Regions from separate parts of the Homo sapiens genome. Here region 2 is linked to region 1. Evidence: chromatin loops called from intact Hi-C (ENCODE). Cell type or tissue: PC-9. All regions are shown on one strand. Links, peaks and the distances in the headings refer to the core of each region. The heading gives the core; the rest is flanking DNA.

Region 1 (15,319 bases), core at 1,166-9,165:
TGCTCGTAGAGAGGGAGGCCCTAACCAAAGGGACCAGAACAAGAGGGACGAGACCGCCTTGCTGGACTGAAGTGGAAAGCGTGCTGGGAGGGCTCAGGTGGAAAGGCAAGCTGTGCCAGAGCAGGACAGTGGCCATGGTGCCTGTGAAGGAAGATGCGCGCCTTCTCACTGCTGCACACACCAGCGCTGACTCCTACAAGCTGGGGTGTGTGGCAACATTCTTCTGGAAGAAACCACAGCAACTGTTAGTAGTTGCCCCAGACTGAGGGCTGAGGCTGGGTCGAGTGAGGGTTTTCCGTTTCATCAGGTGCCCTTCTAATCTCGCTTAAATTTTCTAAACCTGCTTGAGACCCTCTTTATTTAGTTGCTAATATCAACAAAATATATCTGAGTAGCAAGATTAAGCTCCGTTTTTTTGTTATTTATACTTCATAGTGTTTAAAAAACTAATAAAAGTAATATTAAGCCAGGTGTGGTGGTTCATGCCTGTAATCCCAGTGATTTGGGAGGCTTGCTTGAGCCCAGGAGTCCAAGACCAGCCTGGGTAACATAGCAAGGCCCCGTCTCTACAAAAAGAATTTTTAAAAAATTAGTCCCCACTACTCAGGAGGCTGAAGCAAGAGGATGGCTTGAGCCCAGGAGTTCGAGGCTGCAGTGAGCTATCATGCCACTGCACTCCAGCCTGGGCAGCAGAATGAGACTCTGTCTCTAAAAAATTTAAAAAGTAGTGTTATACAATTTTTTTTTTTTTGAGACAGAGTCTCGCTCTGTTACCCAGGCTGGAGTGCAGTGGCACAATCTCTGCTCACTGCAACCTCCAACTCCCGGGCTCAAGCGATTCTCCTGCCTCAGCCTCCCAAGTAGCTGGGATTACAGGCGCCTGCCACCACGCCTGGCTAATTTTTGTATTTTTAGAAGAGACGGGGTCTCACCATGTTCGAGGAGGTCACCTCGAACTCCTGACCTCAGGTGATCTGCCCACCTCGACCTCCCAAAATGCTAGGATTACAGGCGTGAGCCACTGTGCCTGGCCACAAATTTTTTAAAATAAACGTTAGAGGTAAAACATGTAAGCATTCAGGTGCTTCAACTTTAGTCTCATTTCCAGGAGTCCATCTAAAGAAAGAGGGGCCGGGCCAGAGTGCTCAGCAGCAGTCCCCATCCGCACACCTCCAGGACAAGCGCCACAGTGTCGCGATCACAGTTGCTGGCTGAGGGAAAATGTCTCGTGCACTTTATTCAGGGTCTTCACAGCTCCCCATGAGGCAGATGCCAGCGTCGCTCTCTGCGGGCTCCCCTTAAGGCCCCCGGTTCCAGAACAAACCGCTGCTCTCCTCACAAGGACAAGAGACTCCCCTGCTCTCCCGCCACTTCAGGAGACAGTGGGCACCTGAGGGGGCTGAGATTTGGAGAAACGGCCCCCCTTTCCTGAGCTGGCAGGGCTGGGAGTGGCTGCACCTCATAGACCAATTCCAGGAGTAGGACCCATGAGTCCTCTTCTGGTCCCAGACCCAAGCTAGCTTCTCCAACCCAGCTTTCCCGTGAACAGGATGGCCAGGCTGTGGCTCTGCGGTCTTCCCAAGGGAAGGAGGAGGCAGGGGGCTTGCACACCCCCAGGCTTCGCCCTACTCCTCCCCGCCTGACCTCTCTTGCCTGCACCGTGGGCTGGCGGGTTGGTCCCCACCAGGATGCCACAGCACCTCCTCCAGGGCAGGGACCACACTCTCCCCGGTATCCCCAGCACCTAGCGAGAGTGTTTCCAACCAAGCGTTTGCTAAACTGAACCCAGAGCCAGAAAGGAGCTTGGAAAAACTCACATGCCTGGGGCAGCCCAACCTCAGGTGAGGGGAGCGGGGGGCTTGACTGTCCCGCTCTGGCAGGAACGGATGCCCAGTGTGGTCACATCATCTGATTTCCATGTTAGGAATCCTCTTGTGTGTGTGTGTGTGTGTGAAACCTTATTTTTGAACATTGGTAACTTATTTTAACACTGATTGATTGATTGAGTTTTAAGCGATTGGCTCGTGTGATTGTGGGGACTGGTAAGTCCAAACTCTTAGGGCAGGCTGGCAGGCCTGAGACTCAGGGAATAGCTGATATCTCAGGCTTGAGTCCACACGGTGCAGGCTGGAAACTGAGTCAGGCTTTCTGTATTGTGCTCTCGAGGCAGAATTCCTTCTGGAAACCTCAGTTTCAACGGATTGGACGAGGCCTACCCACACTATGGAAGGTCATCTGTTTTATTCAAAGTCCACTAGTTAAATACTAATGACACCCAAAAATATCTTCACAGCGGCATCTAGATGAGAGTTTGAACAAACAACAGGGCCAATAGCCTATCCAAGTGGACAGATAACATTCACCATTCAGCTGCCAATGAGCAACTGCCGGATGGGCACTGCCCATCCTCACAACAATCCTTGGGGTAGGAGCATGTGCACCCCATCCATTTTACAGATGAGAAAACTGGGCTTAGAGAGGTCCCCAGCCAGCACATGGCTGAGCCAGACTTGGACCCCATCCTCTGCTCCAGGCCTCAGCCTGCACCCCCACCCCAGGGTGTTGACCTTGGCAGCACTGGGAGACTCGCTGCGAGGGCAGAAGCGGCAAATGTGGGGTGTGCCGACTGCAGACTTAACAGGACTTCCACAGGCTGCAGTGCCCAGCCTCTCTCCCTCCTCCTCTCAACTCCTCCTCCTCCAGGTTCTCCAACAGGCCTTCCCTTTGTGGGCACCCAAGACCCAGACAGGGGAGCTGACTATGGAGACTGCCTCGCCTGGGTCAGGACCCCCAGTGCACATGGCCACTCGGGGGTGGGAAGAACTGTCTCTCCAGGAACTGGCTGGATGGGTCTGGGAGATGGAGACCCCGTGTTTTCACAGGGCTCCTGATTTCTCCCCATGTGAGTTTCTTAGTCTAAATAGAAATGTTTTAAAACCCCTGGTGTTCTAATGTGCCCAGCATGCACTGTGCACGCCTAGGAATCTGGGCACCTTGGTGTGAGAATGTGGGCTCTGTGGGTTCAGAGTCCTGGAGGTGATCTCATCTGAATCCCTTGTTTTACAGATGAAGAAAGTGGCCCTAGAGGAAGGAAAGGGCCCCAGAGTCACTCAGGAAGTCAGTGACCCAGGGGCTGGGCAGGCTGCTCACCTGAGGCCAGTACCCTGCACCAGCCAGCCCTGTGCTCACAGGCAGGGGGCCCCGTTCCTGCCACCACCGGGACACTTGAGATGTCCCTGTGCTTCTACTTAAAATGAAGGTCACAGGGAGGAATTCATGTCCATGCCAGAGGGATCTGATGAGGAAAGACATTTGAAGCCTTTTTGGTTTTAATTTTTTTGTAGAGATGGGGTCTTGCTATGTTGCCCAGGCTGGTCTTGATCTCCTGGGCTCAAGCCATCCTCCTGCCTCAGCCTCCCAGAGTGTTGGGATTACAGGCACGAGCCACTGCATTGGCCTGAAGGACATTAGCATGTTAGATGGGCATCTGCCAGGCCTGGGTCAGCACATGCAGGAAGGTGCTCTGAGTCCCCTATGCTTCAAAGCAGAGTGCTCTCCACCACAGGCAGTCCTGGACTTGGACCCAGTCTCCCCAGATTGTCAGGGGTTTTCTGGTACTCTGTCACCTGGAAGTCTTGACTCACAAAAGAAATCAACTCAACAGAGATGATGGTGTGGCCTTGAGGAAGGCCTTGAGTGAGAAGGCAGGAGTAGTGGGGACCCGCAGATCTGGGGGGCTGTGGAACATGGAACCCTGGCCCAAAAAAGGTGGTTGGAAGACACTATGCAACCTGCTGCATCTCCTTTGAGAAGGTGGGCTTTTTCTTTCTGTTCAGGCACTTTGCCAGCGTTTAATATTTCATGTCCATCACCAAAGCCACTCTACAGCAGCTCACAGGGGTGCAGAATCACAGACTTCCAGCTTTAGGAAATATCTAAATTCCTCATCCCGCTCTCTGTCCCCCACCATCCACATCCCCCTGACTCCCGCCACATGGAGCTGCTTCCCTATCCCACAGCTTCTGCCCCTGCTGCAATCTCTCCAGATGTGCCACACTCTGTCCCAGCTCCAGTCCCTGTCGCCCCTGTGAGAATGTCCTGAGACCGGAGCACACATCAGAATCCCCTGACAGGTTTCTCTGGCCCCTCTCCCAGCCTTCCCTGCAGTGGATGCCCTGCCTCAGGGTTGTTCTAGCTCAGGGGATGCCGGCCCTGCTGTTCTGGTGTAGCAGGAGGAGCCACAGACAAAACTCCTCAGACACTGGATTAAAGAAGGAAGAGGTTTATTCAGCCGGGAGCATCAGCAGACTTGCGTCTTAAGAGCCGAGCTCCCGGAAAAAGAAATTCTTGGCCCTTTTAAGGGCTTACACCTCTAAGGGGCCCACGTGAAAGGGTCATGATAAATCGAACAAGCATGGGGAACGTGACTGGGGGCTACATGAATCAGCTAACAGAACAGAAAATTTTGCAATGCTTTTTCCTACAATGTCTGGAATTTACAGATAATACAAGTAGTTTAAGTCAGGGGTCGATATTATTATTATTACTTTTTTTAACTACCAGGGCCAGGTGGTGGTGCCAAGGTCTTCTGGCTATTTATCTTACTTCTGTTTTTTTTTTTTTTTTTTCTAACTTTTTGCTTTCTCTCTTTCCTCCTGTCTTGTAAACTAGGCAAGGTCGGGGGAGGAGGGCAGCAAGAGTAGTAGTGGTCTCCTTCCTTACTGGGACCACGCTCTGAAGACCATTCATCCAAGCAAGCCCCTTTGTCTAGCAAACACCTTCTGCTCCTTCAAGTCTCATCTGAAGCACCACCTCCTCCAGGAAGCCTCCCTGACGTTCCTGCCTGGGTAGCCGCTCCATGGGGCTCCCACAGCACACCACTGTCACACTGCACTGTCACCATCCGCTGCTTCTCAATGTCCTTGACTGAACTGGTAGCTCCTCGAGGGACAGGATGAACCAGTCACACAGCTCCTCTCCAAAGAGCTCCCAGCAGAGAAGGCAGCTGGGAGCGAGGAAGGAGGGAGCAGCAGGTGCTTCGAGCGCCACTGGGTGGCCGACACCTGCCAGGCACCTCACACGCTCCGCTGCAGTTCATCCTGCACTTTACTTACCCTTGAGTCCCCCTATCTCTGATCATTGTCACTGGTTCCTAGGAAACTGACACTCGGGTCACAAAACTTGTCCAAGGTGTCACAGAACAAATAAAGGACAAAGCCAGGGACCAAACTAAAGTCAACCTCTGCCTTTCTACAATGCCAGGCTGCTCACCGTCAAGCAACTTGGCGGTGTCACCGAACTCTGCACCGGTGTACTGAGGTGAACAGCATCCCCCAAAATTCATGTCCTTCCCAGGACCTCAGAATCCAGCCTTCTTTGCAAATCAGATCATTGTGAAAGTTCTAAGTTAAAACGGGGTCATGCTGGGGTAGGGAGGGTCCTTAATTCAATATGACTTGTGTCCTTCTGAGACACAGAGGCACATGGGGGGCCAAGTGACAACAGAGGCAGCGATTGGAGTGCAGGGCCACAGGCGGAGGAAGGCCGCCAACCACCGGAGCTGGGGACGGGCAGGGAACAGAGTCCTGCTCTGAGGCCCCAGAAGGAGCAACCCTGATGACGCCTTCATTTCTGCCTTCTCGGCTCCAGAACCAAGAGGGAGCCCATTGCTGGTGTTTTCGGCCCTCCAGTTTGTGGTGATTTGTTCCACAGCCCCTAAAAAACAAATACTACCGGTTGGGAATACTCAGTCACCAGCAACAAGAATCCCCACAGCGTCTCCACGTGGCTGCACGTAGCCGAGGGAGATCACGCCCAGGATTCCTGCAGGAAGAAAGCAGACGGCTGAGAGCCTCCTCTTTGTATTCGGCAAGACCAGGCTCCGTAGCCCTCAGGGAAACATTCGACCACAACTGTGGTGTGTGGGCCCCGCTGTTTGCTAGAGAGCCTGAGAGATGAGTCATTGGTTTCTAGCCTGGAGAAAGACGCCTGCGAGGCGAGACTGTCAGGGTCTCTGCCGCCCTCCCCAGGAGCTGTGTCCCTGAGGTGAGACGCCACCCCTGCCCTCACAGCTACCCGGTGCATGACCCCTGTGTCCAGCCTGTCCCTGAGAAACTGATTTCCTCACCTCTCTCAGCCTCCTCCCTCATCAAATATTTGTCGGAGGCATTATCAAGGATCAAACCGGTTTGATCCAGTGCAGTGCAGGAAACGCGGGCAGGGTGGAGGGGCCTGGGCTTGTTGACCAAGTTCCTCGCTGTGAGCCTCGGTTTCCCCTTCTGCAAAGTGTGGAGATCTCATCAGGTGATGAGTGAGGCCCCTCCTCCTCCTTCAGTTTCCTGCTCCTGCCCAGGCCTCCGCCAGCTCCCAGTGTCCTTGGGCGAGTGCTGCGGGGACCCTGAACCGCACATGGCTGGGGGCTCCTCACCCTGCAGCCCCTCACTGCCTCACCGTGCACATCCGCGTCTCACACCAGCGGCCATGTGGGCCTCAAAAGGGCAAACCTGACGGTGCCTCTTGTGGCTGATAACTCTCCAGACCATTGACCTGGCACAACAGGATCACCTGGGAGGTGCTGGGCCAGCCCAGCCACTGAACGGGCAGCTCTGCCTGGGTGCGGCCCAGCAAGAGCTAGTTCTTAAAATCACCTAGGAGCTCGGACGTGTGGCTGGCTCTGCGAGGCCCAGAACTACAGGATCAAGCCCCTGAGGGGCCTTCCCTGGTTGGTGCCCTCCTCCCCCTCCAGCCCATCTCCACCCTGGACCCCCGCTGCCCATCCCAACTTCTTGATTCCCCAGAGCACTGACTGGTTGTTTGTGCCTTGTTCCTCACTGTCCCACATCCCAAGGCACCGACTCCTCCAAGCCTGCCTCCCACTCCACTCCCACTTCACTCTCCCCATGCCCTTCCCGGGCATGAGTTCCTCCACCCCCCAGCACAGGCCCCGCCCTCCTCCTGGCCTCTCTGCTTCTCCCCTTCCCAGTCACCTCTTCCTTGCCACCTCCTCCATGCACATGGCGCCCTCTGTGGCTGGTACTCCCTGACACCAGGATCCCAGCCTCGTTCATCGTGCATCCCCCAGCCCAGCACAGGGACTGGAGAGCTTGGATCAACTTACAGCTCCCACCTGCTTGGGCCGGTGCTGGATCCTGGGCTACACTCGAGGGGCCGTCTGTCGCATCTGCTGAGCACAGATGTCTGGAGAAGGCCCCATCTGATCCAGATTCCAGAGGACAGAGGAGTCACTTCCAGAGCTGTTCCCATGACACTCAGGACAGGCTGGGCAGGCCAAGCCTCACCTGCCCCACTGCATAGCTTGTGTTTTCCTGAAACCTCCTGATCCCCACCTGGGCCCGACTGACTGGGGATGTCTCCTGCCTGCCCATCTCCGTGGTGATAGGGCGGCCTTGCCGAAACAAGGCCACATCCTGGCCTTCCCGGGGGTTGACTGCTGGGCCCCTTCCTGTCAGCGGTTGCTCTTTACCCTGGTTAACATGTAGAAGCTCGTGGTTCGAGCTCTTCATCTGGCCTCTTTTTTTTTTTTTTTTTTTGAGACAGAGTCTGGCTGTCGCCCAGGATGGAGTGCAGTGGTGCGATCTCAGCTCACTGCAACCTCCACCTCCCAGGCTTAAACGATTCTCCTGCCTCAGCCTCCCGAGTAGCTGGGATTACAGGCACGCGCCACCATGCCTGGCTAATTTTTGTACTTTTAGTAGAGACAGGGTTTTGCATGTTGGCCAGGCTGGTCTCGAACTCCTGATCTGAAGTGATCCACCTGCCTTGGCCTCCCAAAGTGCTGGGATTACAGGCGTGAGCCACTCCCAGCTGCCTCAAGGGCAACTCCCCGCATGGCAATAATCACGACCCCTACAGCAACATTCCTGAATAAAGTCAGAATAATTTTCTCTTTAACTGGTCCTCTGACTCAGAGGTCTGTGTTGAACCCTTTCTTGGAAAATGCCACCTCCCTCCTGAGAAGAGTCTCCAAGGGGGCTTGTCCTCAGAGTTACCCAGGTGAGCTACTCCAGCAGGGGCAGCCCTGGTGGTTTGGTGACACTCCAGTGGCCTGAACGGGTGGGGGAGTGCAGCAGTTTCCACCCGATGGATGTCCTGATCCTTCCTCCCACAGCGGTGAAAGATTAAAGTGAATAGTCGGGCATGGTGGAGCGCCCCTGTAGTCCCAGCTACTGGAGAGGCTGAGGTGAGAGGATCACTTAAGCCCAGGAGTTGGAGGCTATAGTGAGCTGTGATTGAGCCACTGCACTCCACCCTGGGTGAGAAAGCAAGACACTGTCTCTAAAAGTAAATAAATGGGGCCAGGCACGGTGGCTCATGCCTGTAATTCCAGCACTTTGGGAGGCCGAGGTGGGCAGATCACTTGAGGTTAGGAGTTCAAGACCAGCCTGGCCAACATGGTAAAACCCCATCTTTACTAAAAATACAAAAATTAGCTAGACAAGGTGGTGCATGCCTATAATCCCAGCTACTCAGGAGGCTGAAGCAGGAGAATCACTTGAACCAGGAGGCAGGGGTTGCAGTGAGCCAAGATCGTGCCACTGCACTCCAGCCTGGGTGATAGAGCGAGACTCCGTCTCAAAAAATAAATAAAAATAAATAAATAAATAAAAATTTTAAAACAAAGTGATGACCGGACTGGCCAACATGGTGAAACCCCCAAAAAATTAGCCTGGTGTGGTGGTACATGCCTGTAGTCCCAGCTACTCGGGAGGCTGAGGCTGGAGAATCACTTGAAACCGGGAAGTGGAAGTTGCAGTGAGCCGAGATCACACCACTGCACTCCAGCCTGGGCAACAGAGTGAGACTCCATCGCAAACAAACAAACAAACAAACAAAAAATATATGTGTGTGTATATCTATATATATATGTGTGTGTATATACATATGTGTGTGTGTATATATGTGTGTGTGTATATATGTGTGTATACATATATGTGTATATATGTGTATATATATGTGTGTGTGTGTGTGTGTATATATATATCTATATAACGCAGTGAATGCCCTTCCTGAGGAGCACTGCCTCTGGGGTAGGGAGCCTCCTTCTCTCTCCCACTTCTCTGGCTGGGGTGGTATGATGGTGGCCTGTGCTGTGCGACCTTATCCCAAGAGGGAACTGCCCAGCTCAGGAGTGAGCAGAATGGACCTGTCCCTGCTCCCCAAGGGGTCACCAGTGGGGCCAGTCTGAGCCTCCACTGCAGGACACCTGGGCAGAGGCAGTGTGTTCTGAGAAAGCCGGCTCTTGTGAGACCTGCTGCTGCCATCGTGCACCAAGGTTTTTCTATGTTGAGCCACAGCCCCGTGGGGAGAGTCTCGGCCCATGTGCTGGTGGAGGCTGTGTTGGGAGAGGTTAGGGAACTTGCTGGAGGCTGACACTCTGGAAGATCTCTGCTGAGAGAGAGGCCTTTGAGTGTGGGCCTACTTTGACCGGGGCAGGATGTGAACACAGGCCCCTACCTCCATGCTCTCCAGGACTCGCTCAGCCTCCCAAGCACAGACCCTCTGAGTACCTCCGCTATAGAGACGGGGAGGGGTGTGACTGTCCCTGACTCTGCCCAGAGTCCCAGGAGCCTTTGTGCCGTCTAAGCCCTGTGGGTGATTTGGGTTTGGTAAGTGCCGGGGCTCAAAAAACAACACCCCAACGTGGAAGCCTCAGAAACAAAAGTTTCTCTGTCCTGCTCCCACCCTCCTGTCTCCAGCTCCTCCTCCTCTGAGAGGCTTCCCCAAACCCTGCCATAAAACCCAGAAATATGACTCCAGTTCTCCACTCCCTCCCCTTTCTGTGTAGAAACCAGCCTAAAGAAACCCTCTGGCCTGCTTTATTTGACTGTAGGTCATAAGAGCTCCATTCCAGAAAGAGTCCTGCCCCACACCTAGAAGGAAGGAGAGCTGCTCAGAGAGGCCCCAGGGAATCTGACTCAACAGGCCCTACCAGGCTCTCCTCTTGGTCTGTGAGCATCCAGCCTTACTTTTGTATCCAATCATATTTCCATACTTCGCTGAACTGTGTTTATGGATAGTTTCCACCAGATCTTTGGATCTTCATCTTGAAGGCTGCCGTGCCACATAAGCTATGATCAAATACATCTGTTATGCTCTTCTCCTATTCATCTGCCTTCTGCCCGTTGATTTTCAGCAAACTCCCAGAGGATGAAGGGGAGTTTTCTGTTTGGCCCCACAGGGGAGGAGCGAGCGAGATTGACGTGGAAGCTGGGCCTCTGAAGGACACAGAGTGCTCTAAGAAAGGGACGATGGGGCAGATCCATGTTCACAAACACGCCCATGTGAATTCACTCTCAGATGTCTCCTCGTGTCAGCACGCTGGGTGCCAGCACGCTCTGATATTGACACAAAGGGCCACGGAGTCACCACTCACTCCACACACACTCACCCCGTGCCCACTTACCCAGGGAGGGCCAGGAATGAGGATGCCACTGTGGCTCAGTGATGGCGCCGAGACACAGGTGAACACTGTAAAATGTGGATGCCTGGAGGCAGCCCACACCCTGGGCCTTGGCTGGGGGAAAGGTTCCAGAAACGTCATCACAACGATGCATTTCATCAGAACTGAGCACATGAATGGGGAGGGGCAGGACTTCCTGAATGTCCCAACCCCACTGTCCCACCCTCTGTGTCAATATGAGGCTGCCTTATAAAGCACCAAGAGGCTGCCAGTGGGACATTTTCTCGGCCCTGCCAGCCCCCAGGAGGAAGGTGGGTCTGAATCTAGCACCATGACGGAACTAGAGACAGCCATGGGCATGATCATAGACGTCTTTTCCCGATATTCGGGCAGCGAGGGCAGCACGCAGACCCTGACCAAGGGGGAGCTCAAGGTGCTGATGGAGAAGGAGCTACCAGGCTTCCTGCAGGTGAGCCAGGCCGGCAGTGCTGGACTCAGCGGGGGCTGGGGAAGAAGGGGAAGGCGTGGCAGGCAGAGGGCTGAGAGCTGCGGTGGGGTCGGCGGTCAAGGGGCTCAGAGGCAAGAGGGACAGATCCTGAAATGCCCTGGAAGCCCAGCCAAGGAACGGACCCACCCTGGCATAAAGGCAGGGGAGGCGGGAGCATCTGAGCAGGGAGAGGGTGTGGTCAGCTTGATCCTTGAAACATGGGGTTGACCCCAGTGTATTTGTGACAGGCCTGGTGGGAGAGTGGGACTCAAACCTGTGCAGTGGGGGCAGGGGCGGAATGCAATCCAGGGCTGCCATTTGCAAGTTTGCCAAGCTTGCCAAGCCCTTGAGCCCTCGGGGCTGTCCTCCAAGGCTGCCGGCCATAAACGCCCCAGCTCTGCCTCCCACTTGCCCGCTTTCCCTGCTCCCATTCCCAGGCCCCTTGTTGCCTGGTATTAGTGGGTCTGGCAGGAAGGACGGGAGGAGGCTCCATCCTGGCACCTGTCTGCGCAGAGCTGTGGACCTCCCTTGGGCTCCCTGCCAGGGAGGAGCCACCGGCCTGAGCCTCACAGAAGGCCCCTCAGGGCGGCCAGGACCAGCTTCCTTCCGCCCGGGGCAGCCTCCGGCTGGGCTGAACAGAAGCCGTACCCTCTCCATTTCCCCTTCCCTTTGACCCCTGTCCTCTCCTTCTTTCTCACTCCCCCACTTTCTTCCTTCCTTCCCCTCCCCTTCGGGCCCCACCAGACTCTGCCTACCTGCTAAGGGGCTAACCCACATAGATGCTGATAATCAAAAATGAAAGCCTGAAATTTTCAGCCCTAGAATCACTTCAAAGACATGAAACACTTCAGAATATTGCTTCTATTTTCTTTTCTTTTCTTTTTTTTTTTTTTTGAGACAAGATGTCACTCTGTCACCCAGGCTGGAGTGCAGTGGCAGGATCACGGCTCACTGCAGCCTCGACCTCCCTGGGCTCAGGTGATCCTCCCACCTCAGCCTACCGAGTAGCTGGGACTACAGGTGCATGTCACCATACCCGGTTAATTTTTGTATTTTTTTTAGAGACAAGGTCTCACCATGTTGCCCAGGCTGGTCTCAAACTCCTGTGCTCAGGCAATGCGTCAGCCTCGACATCTCAAAGTGCTGTGATTACAGGCGTGAGCCCCGACACCTGGCCTAGTTCTATTTTCTAAATGTGAATTCTGTAAAGATATCTTTTAAAAATAAAGTTCTGTTTTTGGTAGAAAATGTAAAAATAGATAAATATGGAGGGAAGAAATCCCCCCTGGAATACAGACGCTTCCTCTCCCTTCCAGCCTTTTCCCCATATGAACATTGCTGTGAGTGAGATTTACATGCAATGTAATTTCTTTTTGAGCTTAACATTACAACATAAATTCTCAAACTCTGATGTTCATTAAACACCCCAGCCCCATCCTGGGAACTTGGGCTTGGGGCTCGGGGTGTTCTGATAATGATCAAAGTATGAGAATTGAACCCATGAGGACTTTGATCCAAGATACTGGGGTGTGGGGAGGGGCAGGCACAGGTGTCCTGGGAACACACTTTGAGAAGCAATGGCAAAGCTGGGGGTCCAGCTAATGTGTTACATTAGAATCACCTCGGGGAGGCCCTGGGTGCCCTTCTCAGCCCTCCCTCCGGAGGCTGCTGAAGCCCAGCAAAGCCGGAGTCAGAGAACAATGTCCGCCTGAGGGCAGGGCTGGGCTGGGCTGGCCTTCTGGCCCTATCTGCTCCGTGCCCAACCCAGCGCCCCGCACAGTCGGAGCTTTGTAAATACGAGGTGACTGTCTGCCTACAAACTTTGTAAACATCACTTGAAATGGCCGCAGGGTATTGTGACATGGCCATACCACTATTTGTTTGCTATTGAATTTGTACTTCCCTGCCTTACTTTTGCTATTGCAAACCATGCTGTCACTAAGGTCTTCATGCACACAGTTGTGTCTTGGTCAGATGATATGTTTCTACCAATTTTAATTGTGTTTCTTTCCACCTGGACACACAGCTCTCTGGCCCAGGGCTGGGTCATCAGCACACCCTGCTGCTGCTGTTCAGATCTGCATCCTGGTCCCGCTTGGTCCCACAGTGAGAACGCTTTGCTATCACATGGGCAGGCTCTGAGAGCCCTGCCGGCCTGGCCTTCTCAAAGAAGACCTGAGAGCTTGGGACCCAAGCAGAGAGGAAGAACAGGGCTCAGGGTGCTTGCTCCATGCTCGCTCCACACCTGGGGCTCAACCCTGGCTTTCCCCGGCTCCCTGTGTGACTTCAGGGCAGGTCCCTTGGGCCCTCTGGGCCTTATCATCTTCATCTGTAACAGGGCGATGCCTCTGCCGTGTCTGGTGGTGTTGAGGAGTTCCTGTTTGTGTAAGCAGCTAGTTCAGTGCCAGCACGAGATGGGAGGCCCATGAAGTTAGCAGTGCACAAAAAATAGAGCAAAGACTGGATGCATTTCCTGAGAACAACCATCACTGTAAAGCACTTTACAAATCCAAAGACAACCCCCGGCAAAAACTCAAAATGAAACTCCCTCTCGCAGAGCACAATTCCAATTCGCTCTAAAAACATTACAAGTTAGTTCATGTCATGCCAGATAGCTGAAGGCAGCTCACAAGTTCTTAAGGCCAGGAATGCCATGTGTCTGCTATGCACAGCTGGCCCTGGCCCTGACAGCAAAGGTGACGCAGATGTGGGTGCCCTGCTCCTGCCCAGCAGCAGTGCTTGGTGGAGGCTGAGGCCCTGCACAGGCACCCTCACTGCTGACCTTGAGCCTCTCTCTCCTCTAGAGTGGAAAAGACAAGGATGCCGTGGATAAATTGCTCAAGGACCTGGACGCCAATGGAGATGCCCAGGTGGACTTCAGTGAGTTCATAGTGTTCGTGGCTGCAATCACGTCTGCCTGTCACAAGTACTTTGAGAAGGCAGGACTCAAATGATGCCCTGGAGATGTCACAGATTCCTGGCAGAGCCATGGTCCCAGGCTTCCCAAAAGTGTTTGTTGGCAATTATTCCCCTAGGCTGAGCCTGCTCATGTACCTCTGATTAATAAATGCTTATGAAATGATCCTGGTCTCAGAGAAACTGGTTATTTCCTTAAAACCTCAGTGTCCTCTCCCCACAAAACAGAATTCACTAATTAAACTTGTCATTTCATTACTCATTGCCTGCCTGCAGTGGTGAGACAGATGAAGAAGACAAGGCAGTCGATAAAAATCCATTTGTTGGCCATCTTCTGAGTGCCCACTGAGACACAGTCCCACCTTTGGCCGTGTGAATGCCACCATGTCCTGGACCCAAGGGAGGCTCGGGTACACACATCCATGTATTTATTCATCTACTTCGTAATTCATTTAGTCGGTCACGTAGCCACTCATTGAACCTGGGCCCCTCCATCTCTCCAAACAGCATGTTTTCTTCAAGTAACATACTTCTAATATTTATTTATTTTTGAGACGGAGTCTCGCTCTTGTCACCCAGGCTGGAATGCAATGGCGCCATCTCAGCTCACTGCAACCTCCGCCTCTTGGGTTCAAGTGATTCTCCTGCCTCAGCCTCCCGAGTACCTGGGACTGCAGGCACCCGCAAAACCACACCTGGCTACTTTTTGTATTTTTAGTAGAGACGGGGTGTCACCATGTTGGCCAGGCTGGTCTCGAACTCCTGATTTCAGGTGATCTGCCCACCTCAACCTCCCAAAGTGCTGGGATTACAGGTGTGAGCCACTGCGCCTCGCAAAGTAACATATCTTTTTTTCTTTTTTTTTTTTTTTGAGACGGAGTCTCACTGTGTTGCCCAGGCTGGAGTGCAATGGTGCGATCTTGGCTCACTGCCAGCTCCGCCTCCCAGGTTCACGCCATTCTCCTGCCTCAACCTCCTGAGTAGCTGGGACTACAGGTGCCCACCACCACGCCCGGCTAATTTTTTGTATTTTTAGTAGAGACAGGGTTTCACCGTGTTAGCCAGGATGGTCTCGATCTCCTGAGCTCGTGATCCACCCACCTCGGCCTCCCAAAGTGCTGGGATTACAGGCTTCAGCCACCACGCCCAGACAGTAACATACTTTTAATGATGCAATGCTATTTTTGCCACAAAGACTATGAAACACCATAACAGAGAAACAATGAATTCCAAGAGAGCATTAGAATCATCAGTGAACAACTGCTCACATCACCTGTATTTAGTTTTACGACACTAATGTTGGGAGCACCCAAAAGGACTCAAGCGAGGTCTTGGATGATAGGTAGGTAACTGGATCTGGTTTTAGGACCCCTATCATTTTTTGGATACCCAGTATTTAAAGCCTCTTGCTATGTTTGAAGACATTTTCACTAGAGAAGATCTATCACCAAAAGATCCTGAACTTGGAGGTGGACACAACAATACGAGGCTTGGGT
Region 2 (10,122 bases), core at 1-8,000, 140 kb before region 1:
CAAATAATTCTTCAGTGAATTTAGGCAGAAGGAGATTTCTTAAATTTTTTTTTATAATTTCCTCAGGATAAATCCCCAAGAGTGTAAATGCAGTGTCAGGAAGGATGACGACTTTTTCCAGTGCCTGCTGCCTAATGCCAGGCCGGTTCTCAAAGGGGTCCCCACAGCCTGGGGCTCTCCCGGGCTCACCCTCACCATACCAGCACCAGGAGATACGTTATTAATGAAAAAGTCAGGCCTATTGCCTCCTCCAGACATTTTGGAAAAGCTCACATAGTTTTTAGGGATTTGTTAAAAATTCATTTCAGAAGTTCTACCAACGCACCAGTATTTCAACAACTGCCTAAGTAAACAACAAAATGACTGAAATCGTGTTATAATTTATCATAGTAGCAGTGGAGCTCAAAATCAATAAGTTAATTTACCTCCACTAACAAGGTGCTTTAGAGTCACAAGTGAGTACAAAATCAAATGCCTAAAAGGTGCAGGCCATGAGGGACCAGGTATGCCAGAAGACTAATCACCAAAAATTACTGTCTTAAGTCTCAGGTGTCATAAAGCCAGGCATGTTTCTTTTACATAAGTCTCTTTTCCATGATACCCATGAGGCTCAAGGCAGAGAACCAGACACCAAGGAAGAGGCTCTGGGACAAGGTCAGGGGGCCTGGTTCCCATCCCAGCTCAGACATGAATGCACTCAGCCATTCTGAACCAGTGGCTGCACCTCTCTGACATCAGTTTCTCCTATAGAATCTCTGAGCAACCCTCTTTTTCTAAGAATCCCCAATTCCCTGCCTGACTCTTGTTAGCTGGGGCACCTCGGGTGGGCAGTTTCATTCTTCAGGGCCTCAGTTTCTTCAGCTGTAAGGTAAACACAGTAAGGCAACGTTTGCTTCTCTCTTAGGGCCATCACATGGATTCAAGCAAGATATTGTAGCAAAATCAGTATTTCGCTGACCAACATCTACTGTTGATTTAGCTACAAAGGGTTGTGGGAATAGAGGTAGAAAGCTATGGAAGGCAATGCCCCAGCACCACAGTTCCCTGGGTGGGGGGTGGGGGGGTTGCGTGGGGCAGTTTCCAGAGAAGCATGGAGAGATGGAGTTATTGGGACCCACAAAGCACAGAATCAACACGTGGCTAAACGAGAAGGGCCCTGAGAACGATAATAGCAGCTGTCGCTGACTTAGCATCAATGGTGCACTGGCCACTGTATTCAGAGCTTTGGAGACATATCCATGGGAACTCTGCAAGGTCAGGTTTATGGTCAGGATCTTCCATAAGAGGAAGGCAAAAGGTTTCAAGTGTGGCTGCAGTACAGCCAGAGTCAAACCGGTGATCACGGGCAAGGCAGGGTTGAGTTGGACATCACATCTCCTGACTTCACACCTGGGAGGGGGTGCACTGGAGGGGCCGTTGACACACAGCATGTGCTTTAAAAAAAGTATTAGTAGTGGTCATAGCAATAGGAATAATAGTATCTTGAGATTACTAAAATCTGCAGCATCTCATTAATCCTCACAATAACTTCTTAAAGGAGCTGTGGTTATCATTCCCACTTAACAGATGAGAAAAAATCAAGGCTCAGGGATGTGCAATGACTAGCCCAGGGCCACACAGCTGGTGAGTGGTAGATTCTGACAAAGCCTTCTCAGGCCTGCACCCTTCACTAAGCATCTCAGCCGTCCCTTCTCTTTCCAACCTCAGGGATGCAAAGGTTGGGGACCACATATTGGGAATATAAAACAGTATATTTCTTAGACCCAAAGGTGTGTTCGTTTTCAAAGGAACAGAAAACAGGGCTGAAGCCCTCAGGAGCTCCCGGGCCCATCATGTGCTCCACCCGCTGTCAGAATTTCAGCACCAAGAACAGCGACAGACTTAAATCATGGCGCCCTCTGGTGGTCCTTATGAAAAAGGGCAGGCCGTGAAGCGGGGGCTCTGCCGAGGGTCAGCCCGGAATCTTTGGAAAAGGGTGGGGACAAAAGATGGAAGAGGGGAGAAAAGGAAAGAGGGGAGGAAAGAGAGACGGGAAGAAGAGCAACAGCTAACGGCCCCCAAGCACAGGTAGCAGACAGCCTCTAAATGCTCCCAGCGGCTCACATTCACCTGATAACCTGGGGTTGGGGGAGCATTTGGGGGAAACTTGTGCAAGCCAGACCTCGGCCTCTGAAAACATTTACTCATCTTCAAAACATGCAGTCACTCAGATTCGGCGATTATCAAGATTTTGCCACACTTGCTTCATCTCTCCCTTTTTTTTCTCTTGCCTATTTTTTCTTCACTGGAGATTTTAAAGTAAAATCACGCCCTTACACTTCAGCATGCATCTCTAAAAATATGGGCACTTCCTTACATAACCAAAATGCCATTATCACACCTAACAAAGCAACAATAGCTTCTTGGAATCATCTAGTAGAGTCCCTAATCTAACTTTCCTGAGTGTCTCGGTGAAACCATAAGAAGGTATGATAAGGAAGCTAACCAAGGAAATAGCAGATTCTCGCCCTCGACCTCACTGGTCACCCTGTGCTCCAGTACCCGTGGGAACACTGGACACTGGGTGCCTTCTGGCGGGATGCACTGGGAAGCCCACCTCACCAATAACCAAGCATTCCTGCCAAGAAAAACAGGCCTGAGGCTCAATCTAATAAACGCTCTGCGGATTTCTGATTATGAAAATAGAGGGGCAGGAGAGAAGTGCCCAGGGACACCACAGGGAAGCCATAGATACACCCAGAAGGCAGGACCTCCTACAGGATAAAGGACCCAGCGTCTGCAATGGGCCTGGGGCAGGTGCAAAGGGTGATCTTTCAGCTAGTGGTGCTGAAACAACCGGACATCCATATGCAAAAACGCAACGGGACACAGGCCTCTCATCTCAGAGAAAAATTGGTTCAAAACAGATCACACACCTACATGTGAAGCCTAAAACCATGAGACTTTTAAAAGTCTCAGATAAGCACATAAAAAGATGCTCAACATTTTTAACCATGGGGGAATTACAAATTAAAATCATAATGGGGCCAGGCACGGTAGCTCACACCTGTAATCCCAGCACTTTGGGAGGCCAAGGCAGGCAGATCACTTGAGGTCAGGAGTTCGAGACCAGCCTGGCCAACGTGGTGAAACCCCATCTCTATTAAAAATACAAAAATTAACCAGGCATGGTGGTGGGCACCTGTAATCCCAGCTACTCCGGAGGCTGAGGCAGGAGAACTGCTTGAACCCGGGAGGCAGGGGCTGCAGTGAGCCAAGATCATGCCACTGCACTCCAGCCGGGGCAACAGAGTGAGACTCTGTCTTAAAAGAAAAAGAAGAAGAAGAAGAAGAAGAAGTCATAATGGGGCACAACCACACCTGTTAGGATGGCTAACACTCAGCCTCTCTGAGCCTCCCGGTCCCCCACTGGTGGAATGAGATGGATGACAACCCACCTTCTCCACCTCCAAGCTTCCTGCTCCCATCCTCACAGCCACCAGCCGGCACATCCCAAAGCACAGACACAAGGGCTGATGAGGGTGCAGAGCGCCTGGAACCCTTGTGCGTGACATCTGTGGATGCAAAGACAGCACAGCGACTCCTGAAAACAGCCCTGTATTTGGATGCTGAGTCAGTTAGGAGTGAAGAGGTTTATTGGGAGGTCACACTTGTTAAAGGTAAAAGGTAGAAGAGCCAGTGTGGGCAGGTAGAGCTTCCCGACAGCCATGCAAGTGTGACTGACCCTCTCAGCCAACCGACAGCAAGCTCCAGGGCAAAGGCTGCCTGCCAGAGTCCTGGTGTGTGCAGAAATGGGCAGGCCCTAGAAATCCCTCCAGGGGGCAGTCATTGGCTGAGGGCTGCCAGAAAGAACAGCCTTGGTTCAGTGGGAGAGGCAGATCCTGAAGATGCCAAAATCCAGAGGCAGTCAAGCGACTGCCTGCCCTGAGGCTGGACAGCAAAGTCTTTCTTGAAGGGGGATCTGAGCCTCGCACCTCCTTCTGCCCACCTCCCTAAATGAACAGTGCCCGTCCCTTGGCAGCCCTCTCCCCGCCTTCCCTCTTAGCAGTACTGTCACCCCAACATGCTCTTGAATGTTTATGTGTTTGTCCCTTCACTGACAGATCCCCCATTGGCTCAGTTCCTCCCACGTGCAAGGTGTCTGGTAAATATCTGTTGAATAAATTGGTTAATCCTGTCCAGACCTCTGGAGCTAAGCCACTGGTCTAAGCCACCATCATTGCTCACTCCTACACTGCAGTAGCCTCCAAAGTCATCCCCTGGTTCTCACTTTGCCCCCCACAAAGTCCATGCCCCATACAGCAGGCAGACTGACGCTGTAAAAATGGAAATTGGACCACGTCGTTTTTCCACCTCCACCCCCACCCTTCCCACTCTCTGCTTTGGCCACACCAGCCTCCTTGCTGCCACAGAACACGCCAGGCTCATTTCATTCCAGAGCTTTGCACCTGGATCCAGTGACAGACAACTCCAGATGGAGGGTGGTCCGGGGAGGCCTCCCGGAGGAGGTGACTTTTCAGCTGGGACCTGAATAATGACAAAGATACAGGGAAGGGAGTCCCAGGCAGAATCACAGAAGGTGAGGCCCTCAGGAGTGAAATGCCCCTCACCTGTGCCTTCCTGGGCACGACCCTCCACTTCTCCACCTGCAGAGCCAGACTGATAACACCGGCTCCTTCCTGCTCCTGTAGAGTGGCCACAGGTTTGCAGCCCTGAGAGCAGTGGGCTCTGATGACACCTGCTGGCTGTGTGACCTCACGTAACCCCTCCTCATCCCTAGGGAGGATAACGGGAGGCACCTGCAGCACGGGCAGTAGCTGGAGCCCACGGATGAGCTTTAAGGTATGAGCTACTTTCCCACGTAGGGCCTGGCACACAGTAGGCACTTATTCAGTGGTGGCCACTATTGAGCCTGCCCTGACAGTCCTTATGGGACAGCAGCTGTAACGAACGTTATTTCTCGAGACTCAGTTCCCAGGTGAATATCTGGGGAGAAACATGCTCAACTGATGCTTGCAGAGAAGTATTTCTTTAAAGTGACATAACCAGCCCTCACCCTGTGCCAATAAAGGTCTGGCAGCACCACAGTGCTTTATTTTTAACCTGTCACCTTGTCACCGCAGCACGAGGTGCAGCTGAGGTCACAGCGGGGTAGGGGGACAGCCAATGGCTCATCCCACGGGCCTGGGCCCCAGTCTCACCTCCATGCTCACTGCCTGCATGACCTTGAGTGAGTCACTCAGCCTCTCTGAGCCTCCCCGTCCCCCACTGGTGGAATGAGATGGATGACAACCCACCTTCTCCACCTCCAAGCTTCCTGTTCCCCTCCTCACAGCCACCAGCCGGCACATCCCAAAGCACAGACACAATCAGCCCCCAGCCCAGTTACCAAGTCTGCCCCCTCCCCACAGTGCCCTCAGGCCAGCACATGAGACCCTTGCCAAGACACCCCCACTACCCTCTGCAGCCTCAGCTCTCACTGCTTCCTCCCGGGAAGGCTACGCCCAGCTGCACAGAACTTCACCCTTCACTAACAAGCCATGCACTCCTACAACGCCAACCCGAAACACGTGCTGTTTCCTCTGCCGGGAATGCTTTCCCCTCATTCTTCTAGCTTAATATCTTCTACTCTGGGAAGCACAGACAGACCTGGCCCCTCCTCACTCCCTGCATGAGGCTCCAGGGCAACCAGTCTACAATATTTCGCAGAGCATCTTAGGGGGACACTCTTTTTTATTTAGAGATGGAGTCTTGCTTGTTTGTTCCCCAGGCTGGAGTACAGCTCCACATCTGGCACTATCACAGCTCACTGCAGCCTCAAATTCCTGAGCTCAATGGATACTTCTGCCTTAGCCTCCTAAGTAGCTGGGACTACAGGTGCAGGCCACCATGCCCAGCTAATTTTCTTTAATATTTTATAGAGATAAGGGCTCACTGTTGCCCAGGCTGATCTTGAATTACTCACCTCAAGTGATCCTCCCACCTCAGCATCCCAAAGTGCTGGGGTTACAGGCATGAGCCACAGTGCCCAGCTAGAGCAACACTTTTGTTTTGGTCTCTCTCTAGAAAGAGAGTCCTCCTGGAGGTCAATTGCCATACCTTCCTCGCCTCCGGGGCCATGGAGCCTGGTGGTTATGCACAAGCCTCTCCAGTTAGGTTGCCCGAGCTCAAAGCCCACTCTCCCACAGGTTAGCTCAGCAGCCACAGGTGAGCCTCTTCCCCTTTTGTGCTGCAGTATCCACATGTGTAAGCTGGGGATAAGAAACATACCTGCCTTCCAGGGGGATTGGAGGCTACTTGGCCTCAGAAGGCACTTAGAAAGCCCCTGGCAAGTCACGAGTGCTCATGTATGTCACATGCTCCTAATGTGCTCTCTGGGTTTCCAGCACAGACCACAGCCTGCAGTGGGTGCTCAGGTGATATTTGTAGAATGAATGAACAAACACGTGGCATGGAGAACAAAGCCAATAGGAGTCCAGTGGGAGAAAAGTAACTGAAACTCCCAGCTGGAAAAGGAGAAAATAAAACTAGAGGTAAAGTGTTGTGGTATGGCCACAAGTCCCCCCATCAAGAGATGAGGTCTATGCCTCCTCCTCTTGAGTCTGGTGGGCCTGTGACCCACTCAACCAAGAGCCTAGCAGAAATGAAGCTCTGGGACACCAAAAGCTGGGCATCAAAGGCCACACAACTGCCATCTTGTTCCCTGGACATTGCACCAGGAAACTTGAGCACCATGGAAGGAGTCCCACCACCCTGGGCTGCCATGCTGGACAAGCCACATGTCAGGGCTCAGGTGACAGTCCCAGCTGAGCTCAGCCCCTGCTGTCCCCACCAAGGCACCATAAATTACAGGGAAGCCACTGTGGGCCACCCAGCCCAGTCCATCCTCCAGCTGAACACCAACAAGCGACCTCGGTGTAGGCAACATGCAGCAGAAGAATCACCCAGCTGAGCCCTTCCTCAGCTCCTGGCTCTTAAAACCATGAAACACAATGAAATGGCCATTCTCAGCTGGCACATCATGGGATCATTTGTTAGGAAGCCACAGATAACTGGAGAGAAAGTGGAGAGACTTTGGAAGTGGAAGGAAAAGATGATGTGAGTGAAGATGAGACAAGTGGCAGCAAAGGACCAGCAAAGACAGCAGGTGCTGTGTGTGCTACACATCTGAGCCTACAGGTCCACTTTTGCCACAAGGGGAGACCTGAGCCCACTGTTCCCAAATGCAGTAATCATTTCCATGGCACCTGCTCTGAAATGCAGGCAGTCTCCCTGCAATTTTTTCATTTGTTCTCATTGTGTAAGTTCCCTATGGCTGCTGTAACACATTTCCACAACCATAGTGGCTTAGAAAAACAGAAGCTTATTCTCTAACTGTTCTGGAGGTCAGAAGTCTGAAATCAGCCTCACTGGGCTAAAGTCAAGGTGTGGGCAGGGCTGGTTCCTGCTGGAGGCCCCAGGGGAGGATCCGTTTCCTTGATCTTCGAGCTTCTGGAGGTGTCCGCATTCCTTGGCTCATGACCCCTCCCTCCATCTTCAAAACCATCAGCTCAGCATCTTCAAATCTCTCTCCCTCTCTTCCTCTTTCTCTCCTCTTTCTTTCTCCCTCTCTTCTCTTCTCCCTCTCTTCCTCTTTCTCTCCTCTGCTTGTGTCATCCCATCTCCTTCTCTGATTCTGACCCTCCTACCTCCCTCTTATAAGGACCCCTGTGATGACATTGGGCCTACCCAGATAATCCAGGTCAACCTCCCCAACTCAAGAGCCTTAACTTAATCTCATCTGCAAACTTCCTTTTGCCATGTAAGGTAACAAATTCACAGGTCTGGGGATTAGAATGTGGACATCTTTGGGGGGCATTATTCTTTCCACTACACTCACAAACATCCTGCAAAAGTGGACTTTATTGTCCTAATTTGACAATAAGGCTCAGGAAGGTGGGGCCATTGCCTGATGTCATGTGAGTAGCAGAGGCAAGAGCCAGTTTCAGGATGAATGGCCACACACATGCCCCAGTTCCAATGGCCTCCATAGATGTTGGGGTCTCACTGGAGGCAGAATTCACCCCAGATAGTTCAACAGAAGAGAAGTAAACAAAGAGGTGACCTACAGGAAGTGACCAAGGAAGCATTTGGGGCACATAGGGACTAAGGGCAAGGACAGGAGGCTGTTACTCCCTGGGCTGAAAGGTGCAGGGGAAGAGAACTGGGACCATGAGACAGGATCCACTGGCACAAGCTGTGACCATGGAGAGCACAGCCGACCCTAGGATTGCAGCGCCACCGCAGGGAGAAGAACGGGGAGTGTTCCCCCTCTCCCTCCTGCCCTGCAAGCTCTGACTGGTGCCTCCCACTGGCCAAACTCCACGGGAGCCTTAGGGCAGGGACCACAGGTGATGCAGCCTCCAGGGCACCACACTGGACAGAGAGGTGAAAAATAGATCTACGGGTCAAGTGGAGAAATCCAGCGCAGTCCACTGTGGCCACTCAGCAAACATCCTCGTCCCCCTATCCGGGAAGAAACTCTCAGCCCAACACAGTAAGGCACGGGGTCCCACCAGCAACGGTATCATTGAGGGAGACGCCACTTCAGATGCCTGCCTTGAGCCTACAGCACCACACTGTCCACCACAGGTAGCCTTCATTCAAGGTGGCCAGGAGAGATGAGGGCAGGGGAAAAAGGGCCAATCAGCAGCGAGTCCTTCTTCCTCCACCCACCGATAGGCACCTTGCCTGTGCCAGAGCACCTGGTTCTTCACCTGGGGGAACGACCCAAGTTTTCACCCATGATCTGGGTCTGTCATGCTCCCATCTCTATGTTCAGGGCTGCCATGCTCAGTAGACCTTTTTTATCAGATGTCAGTGCTAAGAAGCATCCCCGTGGATCCTCTGGGCCCCAGATACCACCAAGAAGTGACCTCATTTATCCTTGGTAGCTAGGAGCAGTCACCCCTCATCCCAGTGCCCCCTTCTCTACCAGGCCACCCAGCAGCAGCAGGAGTCCAAATGGCCTCGGTCCCAGTGTCCACTTTCACAGACTGTGGCCCTGCTCCCTGATGGAAGCCTTCCTTCTTGGGGCACCAGGACCCCCAAACACACCACGCCTAATGAACTAGAAGCAAAATTAGTTCAAGGGGTTATCAGGGGGTGACTGCTATGGGTTGAACTGTGTGCTCTCCCCACAAAAAATTCACATTGAAGTCCAAACCCACAATACCTCAGCATGTGACCTTATTTGGAAATAGGGTCACTGCAGATGTCATTAGTTAAAATGAGGCCATGCTGGAGTAGGGTTTACCCCCAATCCAAAATGACGGGTGCCCTCATCAAAGAGGAAATTTGGACACAGAGACAGACAGGCACAGGGAGAAAGGCAGACACCACGGTGACACCATCTACAAGCCAAAGAATGCCAAAGATGGACAGCAAATCACAATAAGCTGGGAGAGGGGTACAGGACAGATTCCCCCTCTAATTCCTCCATAGAAACTGACCCAGCTATCGTCTTCGTCCCAGACTGCTGGCTGCCAGAACCATGAGACAATCAATTTCCTTTCTTCAAGCCACTCTGTGTGTAGTGCTTTGTTAAGGCAGCCTCAGTCTGTAGACGGCTACAACAAGATACCTTAGACTGAGTAGTTTATGAATAACAGAAATTGATTGCTCACTGGCCGGGCACAGTGGCTCACACCTGCAATCCCAGCACTTTGGGAGGCCAAGGCAGGCAGAGTACTTGAGGTCAGGAGTTCAAGACCAGCCTGGCCAGCATGGTGAAACCCTGTCTTTACTAAAAATACAAAAATCAGCCAGGCCTGGTGGTGCACACCTGTAATCCCAGCTACTGAGGAAGCTGAGGCACGAGAATCGCTTGAACCCAGGAAGCAGAGATTGCAGTGAGCCAAGATCATGCCACTGCACTCCAGCCTGGGTGACAGAGTGAGACTCCATCTCAAAAAAAAAAAAAAGAAAAAGAAAAAGAAAGGAAGGAAGGAAGGAAGGAAGGAAGGAAGGAAGGAAGGAAGGAAAGAAAGAAAGAAAGAAAGAAAGAAAGAAAGAAAGAGAAAGAAAGAAAAGAGAAGAGAAGAGAAGAGAAAAGAAAAGAAAAAGAAATTGCTCACAATTCTG

The links. Hi-C counts contacts between places; a loop is a spot of excess contacts. Peaks named below come from ENCODE experiments on the same cell type or tissue, not always from the same donor. Only the 100,000 strongest peaks of a DNase experiment are listed, where the experiment ranks them.
Region 2: a loop joins it to region 1, with 11 times the contacts of the local background. A loop is called at or near these places in 2 of 110 quality-filtered maps.

Annotation. Positions count from the first base shown.
Region 1 is chr4:6,683,182-6,698,500 of GRCh38, forward strand. It overlaps LINC02481 (long intergenic non-protein coding RNA 2481), which reads right to left and starts at 7,338. Exons shown (of 3, transcript NR_147207.1): 1 at 7,118-7,338; 2 at 6,128-6,278; 3 at 4,267-5,715. S100P (S100 calcium binding protein P) reads left to right here and starts at 10,697. Exons shown (of 2, transcript NM_005980.3): 1 at 10,697-10,889; 2 at 13,712-13,989. The coding sequence starts at 10,752. The coding sequence ends at 13,861. RefSeq lists enhancers at 1-453, 1,005-1,506, 5,408-6,607, 5,609-6,356, 9,381-9,918 and 3 more. In PC-9, for the core only: CTCF peaks have their summits at 5,180, 7,080 and 7,292; DNase peaks (open chromatin) are centred at 4,990, 5,950, 6,560 and 6,940; H3K4me3 peaks cover 1,488 bases; H3K27ac peaks cover 4,186 bases.
Region 2 is chr4:6,544,912-6,555,033 of GRCh38, forward strand. It overlaps a transcript of PPP2R2C not described here. Among named protein-coding and RNA genes, the nearest start is that of MAN2B2, 25 kb to the right of the region's middle. RefSeq lists a silencer at 1,778-1,827 and enhancers at 4,818-5,318, 5,319-5,819. In PC-9, for the core only: CTCF peaks have their summits at 1,941 (motif pointing left), 2,142 and 3,793 (motif pointing right); a DNase peak (open chromatin) is centred at 3,790.